Regions from separate parts of the Homo sapiens genome. Here region 1 is linked to region 2. A link is a loop called in an ENCODE intact Hi-C map of the cell type or tissue named here. Cell type or tissue: endothelial cell of umbilical vein. All regions are shown on one strand. Each heading gives the region's core, and the rest is flanking DNA. Links, peaks and the distances in the headings are about the cores only. Region 1 overlaps LOC105377328 (a long non-coding RNA gene). Region 2 has its middle 81 kb from the start of GPRIN3.

Region 1 (2,926 bases), core at 107-2,606, 260 kb before region 2:
TAGGTCTACTCATTGGATACACACTGGCTATGAAAGAAGTGACTAGGAAACAAACAGAGGTTGGGCCATCTCATAAAGGGAACTGAATTGCAAACGATGGAGTTTGAATATTTTCACCAGGAAAATTGAGTTGCTCATTTCAGATCCTTAGATCATGGTAGAGAAGTGTTTCCATATCTGCCTCTCAAGTCAAATTCCTTTTAGCGTCTACTCAGAGCTATTTTCCTGGGTTGGGTTTACCCTAGCCTCATTCTTCTTATGATTTTGATTTCTTACTGGCCTTAAACTAAGGCTTTTGGGTCTGTTATTTGCTATAAATCTTTTACACTAGATCAGTTTACACTTTGGATTCTGAAAAATCTTTGTTTTCCCCAATTTCTCTCAATATTACAAATTACAGACCAGTGGTCCCCAACCTTTTTGGCACCAGGGACTGGTTTCATGGGAGACAATTTTTCCACAGGCCAGCAGGGTTGGTTTGGGGATGAAACTGTTCCATCTCAGATTATCAGACATTAGGTTCTCATAAGGAATGCACCACCTAGATCCCTTGCCTGCGCAGTTCATAATAGGGTTCACTCTTCTATGAGAATCGAATGCCAAGGCTGATCTGACAAGAGGGGGAGCTCAGGTGGGAATGCTCACTCACCTGCCTCTTGCCTCCTGCTGTGCCGCCCAGTTCGTAACAGTCCGCAAACTGGTACCAGTCCATGGCCCGGGGACCAGGCACCCCTGTTAGACAACCACCATTTTGCCCTCAGAAATTACTTCTTATACTTACTGTCAATTTTAAAATACTTTACATTTCCTCCCCAAATATATTTTATCATATTCAGTCCTTGAATTTCCTTGATCACTTGTAGTAAGTAAAGGAGTATCCTGGGAATCCATCGGTCATCTCCCCGGACTATGGAAGGTGGGAAAATAATAGCATAGGAAAAGGCAAAGAGGCAGGAGGAAACTTCACCCAGACTTAGTCACTCTTACCCACCTTCCAACAACCCTGAGTCACTTTCTCTTAAAGTGTGAAATAATCCTTTCTGTGACCTGTCAACAAAATACAGAAACAACAGTTTTGAAATGCCTAATATATAGGCCCCAAAATATTCACAGCTAATTAAATTCAGTTGATAATTCAACTGCAAATCATAAATATACATGCTACTTGAGATTCTGCCTAGAATTTAATTTTCATCCTAATTCTAGCAATAACTAACCATTTTTCCACTATATCAAGTTTTGGGTTTTAAACACTAGGTCAAACAAACACAATCTTGAGGTTTCAGTCTATGAGTTTATAAATTTTTAAAATCATCTATCACTATTCTTCTACTAATCTCAGCTTATTGTAAAATTAAGTCACCATATGTTCTTTTTAGTTCGTGGTCTCAAGGAAAATAGGACAATTTCAACTAATAAAAGGAATTATAAAGATTTTTCACATTTCTAGAACTAATTATTAAAATGTTTGCATGAATCAACCAGCTTAATTTGGGCTCTGCACAAGTCTACAGTAAGTAGGTAAAATGACCATGAATAAATCACAGTTCTCTCCATAATTTCAGCTTGGTCCACTTGCTTTGAACTGGTGTTCCCACCTGCTTCACTCTCCCTTAGATCACATTGTCAGGACTGCCATCTACTGACAGAGCTGGCTGCATCTAAGTGAGATGATTTAAAAGAGTGGCCATGTCATTTGTTGACCAATCAGGACAGCTTTGAGAGTCCTGATGTAAAAAAAAAAAAAAATTTTTTTACATAGTGCTCCTCAAAAAAAAGTTAATTTTTTTCTAAAAAGAAAAATACAGATCTGTACAACTGAAACAAAATATTTAAAACTTCTTTGTATTCATTTCATTTTCTGAACCTTAAAAGATAATATAAGCAGAATAAATATTCTTGGTACATATCCATGTTCTAAAATAAAATTTTTTAGTGATATCTTTCTCTAATACCATGTCACTGGAATTTTCTTGAAAAGTATATTTTTAAAATATAATTTTATTATTTTTACATTTTTAAATTTAAATGCCTTTCTGAAATCATTTGATTTAACGTAAGGGATGATATATTTTCATTTAAATTTATCATCTTATTCAGTGCTTTCTATTTTTCTTGCCTATTTTATATTCCCTTGTCTCTCCATTCTTGCCTTATTTTTTTTTTTCAACTTTTAAGTTTCAGGGTACATGTGCAGGATGTGCATGTTTGTTACATAGGTAAACGTGTGCCCATGGTGGTCTGCTGCACCTATCAACCCATCACCTAGGTATTAAGTCCAGCATCCATTAGCTATTCTTCCTAATGCTCTCCTTCCTGTCTCCCCACTACAACAGGCCCCAGTGTGTGTTGTTTACTCCCACATGTCCATGTATTCTCATCATTCAGCTCCCAATTATAAGTGAAAAATGCAGCGTTTGGTTTTCTGTTTTTGTGTTAGTTTGCTAAGGATAATGGCTTCCAGCTCCATCCATGTCCCTTCAAAGGACATGACCTCATTGCTTTTTATGGCTGTATAGTATTCCATGATGTATATATACCATATTTTGTTTTTTATTTTTATTTTATTTTAGGTTCTGGGATACATGTGCAGAACGTGCATGTTTGTTACATAGGTAAATGTGTGCCATGGAGATTTGCTGCACTTATCTACCCATCATCTAGGTATTAAGCCCCACATGCATTAGTTATTTGTCCTGATGCTCTCTTTCCCCCTGCCCCACTGACAAGCTCAGTGTGTGTTGTTCTCTCTGTGTCCATGTGTTCTCATTGTTCAGCTCCTACTTATGAGTGAGAATATGTGATGTTTGGTTTTCTGTTCCTGCATCAGTTTGCTGAGGATGGTGGCTTCCAGCTTCATCCATTTGTCTGCAAAGGAAATGATCTCATTCCTTTTTATGGCTGCATAGTATTCCACGATTTACAT
Region 2 (2,926 bases), core at 161-2,660:
AAACAGGCAAGGTTATGGTGGCCTGGGTTTTCTTTTTTAGTCTCTACTATACTCTTGGGATATTGAAGAGTCTTCAAAACCAAAATTATCCCAGTTTAATTTAAAAGAGCCAGAGAGAAATCCTCTTTTCACAATTTGACTATTCAACCTATAGATTTCAGAGGGTTTCTATCCCCCTAACATGAATAGGAGTAATATTAAAATCTTCTAAGCCCACACGCTGCCTATAATATAAGCTGACACCTTTAAAGTGTTAGCGTTTGTAGCCATCAACACCACTCCTTGATGTCGCCTGCACCTGGCACACCATTCCTATACGTCCCTCCAGTAGAGACAGGCAGAAACTACATCCCATTTATGAACTAGCACTAGAAATTGTATAGCATCCTTTCTGAGATACTCCATTAGTCAAGGCAGTTACAAGCCCTGCCTAGATTCAAGGGGAGAAAACAAACCCCACTGAGAAGTGTGTCAATCGCCTTGTAAGGAAATCATGTGAGTTTGATAACCATATTGGTGCCGCCATCTTTAGAACATAAAATCTGTGCTCTGTCGTACCCTTCCTCCAAAGGTAAGGCGGGCCCAGTTCTTAGACATATAATGACCTTTCTCTCCTGGTTCAGTTGGAACCAAAGACTTACTTTACTCAGCTGTAGTATCAGTAATTAATAACTTTACATCATTCGTGAAAGTTCAGCTAGAAATGAATAATATTTAAATTAAGAATGCACTACGTAAGACTTTGTAATAAACTGTCTAATTGGAAGTTTATTGCGAGGTTAAGTCTCTTAAACTAACTTCCCTAATGAAACGGAAAAATTTTTTTAATAATTTGGCAAAAATAAATATTGAATCCTAAATTTAAATAAGAGAAGGAAACAGTAATTAATTGAAATCATTTATACCACATCGTTATCTAAAACCTGGCTGTTGGTAAGAATGGCATAACATTCCATTTTAATTTTTAAATATAAAGTTAATTAACAGATTTCTGGACTATGGACTTTAATAAATTATCAGTAATCACTAACAAAATAATTATTTGAATAATAAATGCCTTCTAGGTGTTTGAAGTTCCTCAAGCTGGTGGAGGGGAAAAGGAGTTTCCTCATATATTTCTTAAATCTCTTAGTTTTCCACCTTCAAACGTCTGTATTTTTTCTCTTTTGCAAGAAACTTTCAATTAAGCAACCATAACTTCAAGCCTTTGTCTAAATCATATTAAATTCTGAACAGACACGTTCCAACATGATCGTTGATCAAACTTGAGAGCAGGGAAGCAAAAAGAAAATCTACGTAGATACATCTTCATTTCTGTACCCTGTATGAAAAAAAAATGTAGTTACAATATCGCCAAGGTCTTCTCTGGAATTTGAGACCTCAGTAAAAGCCTTTTCCGTATCCATGGATTAAAGAAAAAGAGAGTGAACTGCCCTACCCTAAGCGTTGGAACCTGGAGTTAGCCTTGCCAGGGCAGTGAAACCCAAGGAATGAAGCCACGGGTTGCATGAGAAAAACCAAGCTGTGACTGCCCTCTGCTGGAAAGGTCTGGATGACCTGTCTCTGAAACTCTTGGTAGGCCCTAGAGGTAGTTCCCCTCCACTCTCCCTCCTGCCAACTGTGAACAAAAGTTCTCTGAAAAGGAATTTGAAGGAAAGAGACTTTATTCCAGTGAACAGTTTGCTAACTGGTGAGACACAGCCTTAGGTGTAAAACAAAGGTGGTTCCAGAGAACAAAGAAAGAGTGTGGGTTTTATAGCAAAAGCTTCAGCCCAGCTTCCCGAGCAGGTCCTTTTATGTAAACAAAGGATTCAAACTTCCTTATTGCTGATTGGCTGACACAGCTGAGTTCTGATTGATTGATAGAGCCAAGCTGTGACTGGTTGGTTCAGGTGAGCTCTGAAAGTCCCAAAGTTAAAAAAGTGTGGCTTTTTGTGCATCTCAGAGTATGTGTGTGAACTTTAGTCAGCACATAGCTCCTTGGTCTATTTTAAATAGCCACTTGGGATCCATTCTGAAGGACTGACTCTTTCAAGTTCACATTTGTTCACACAACTAAGCCCATAAATGCCCCATCAGCTAGTTGCTACAACCTCCACCCTGTCTGCTCCAGCCTGCCACCATGCTAGATCTTTCTTCTCCTTAGGTCTGTACTGTGACTTCTTAATTAGTAGTAAGTAAGCCGTGGGTCTTTGCTTTCCCCATTAATTGCCAAGGTGACATTCTGCCACAAGCCTGAGACATCTGTCTCTTCACCAATTCCACCCAAAAAAACTGAAGTATTTTATCTTTAGAGATGAGATGGGCAAAATAGGCTACAAGCATAGCTGACTGCTGTACAATCCACTCATGCCTCTGAGTTATCTTCTTTAACACACAGCTATTCTAGAATGGAATAGAAAGGTCTATGCCCTACAAGAGACCCATGCGTGAATCGTAATGTGTATGCTAACTAAAATAACATATTTCTAAAGAACTTAATTATAATTGCATAATTGTAATTACTTTTGTCCTAGATTAACATATTTGAAAAAATAAATTATTTACATAATTCAAAAACCTTGAGCTCTTACCCGTCTGTGGATTTGAATGACCATACATCATGATTTAAGCCAAAATTTATCTGATTTATCACGCTTATCTGTACAATTATCAGCTACCTCCTTAATTATATTTCACATAGCCACCTCTGACAATCCCTGGGGAGTTACACAAATGCCCACAAAACAGTAAAATTGTATTCTTCCCCTCCTCGCTTTTAGATGGTTTCTGCTGTTTGCAAATCCATCATAAATACCATTACCACAGCTCCAGGTACTTTCTGGGGATTGCCTGCCAATCCCATGAAGTTGTCTCCCTGACTTTCCAATGCCTAAAGACCCTTGAGCTAGTGAACCCTATAGTTTTACTGCACTTAAGCTAAACT

What was found. A loop is a pair of places that touch in the nucleus more often than their neighbours do. Peaks named below come from ENCODE experiments on the same cell type or tissue, not always from the same donor. Only the 100,000 strongest peaks of a DNase experiment are listed, where the experiment ranks them.
Region 1: a loop joins it to region 2, with 7 times the contacts of the local background. A loop is called at or near these places in 2 of 110 quality-filtered maps.

Annotation. Positions count from the first base shown.
Region 1 is chr4:89,481,171-89,484,096 of GRCh38, reverse strand. The region is part of intron 1 of LOC105377328 (a long non-coding RNA gene); the gene reads left to right. Among named protein-coding and RNA genes, the nearest start is that of GPRIN3, 170 kb to the right of the region's middle. In endothelial cell of umbilical vein, for the core only: a CTCF peak has its summit at 1,641 (motif pointing left); DNase peaks (open chromatin) are centred at 946 and 1,636; H3K27ac peaks cover 782 bases.
Region 2 is chr4:89,225,757-89,228,682 of GRCh38, reverse strand. No RefSeq gene overlaps it. Among named protein-coding and RNA genes, the nearest start is that of GPRIN3, 81 kb to the left of the region's middle. In endothelial cell of umbilical vein, for the core only: a CTCF peak has its summit at 1,548 (motif pointing left); a DNase peak (open chromatin) is centred at 1,532.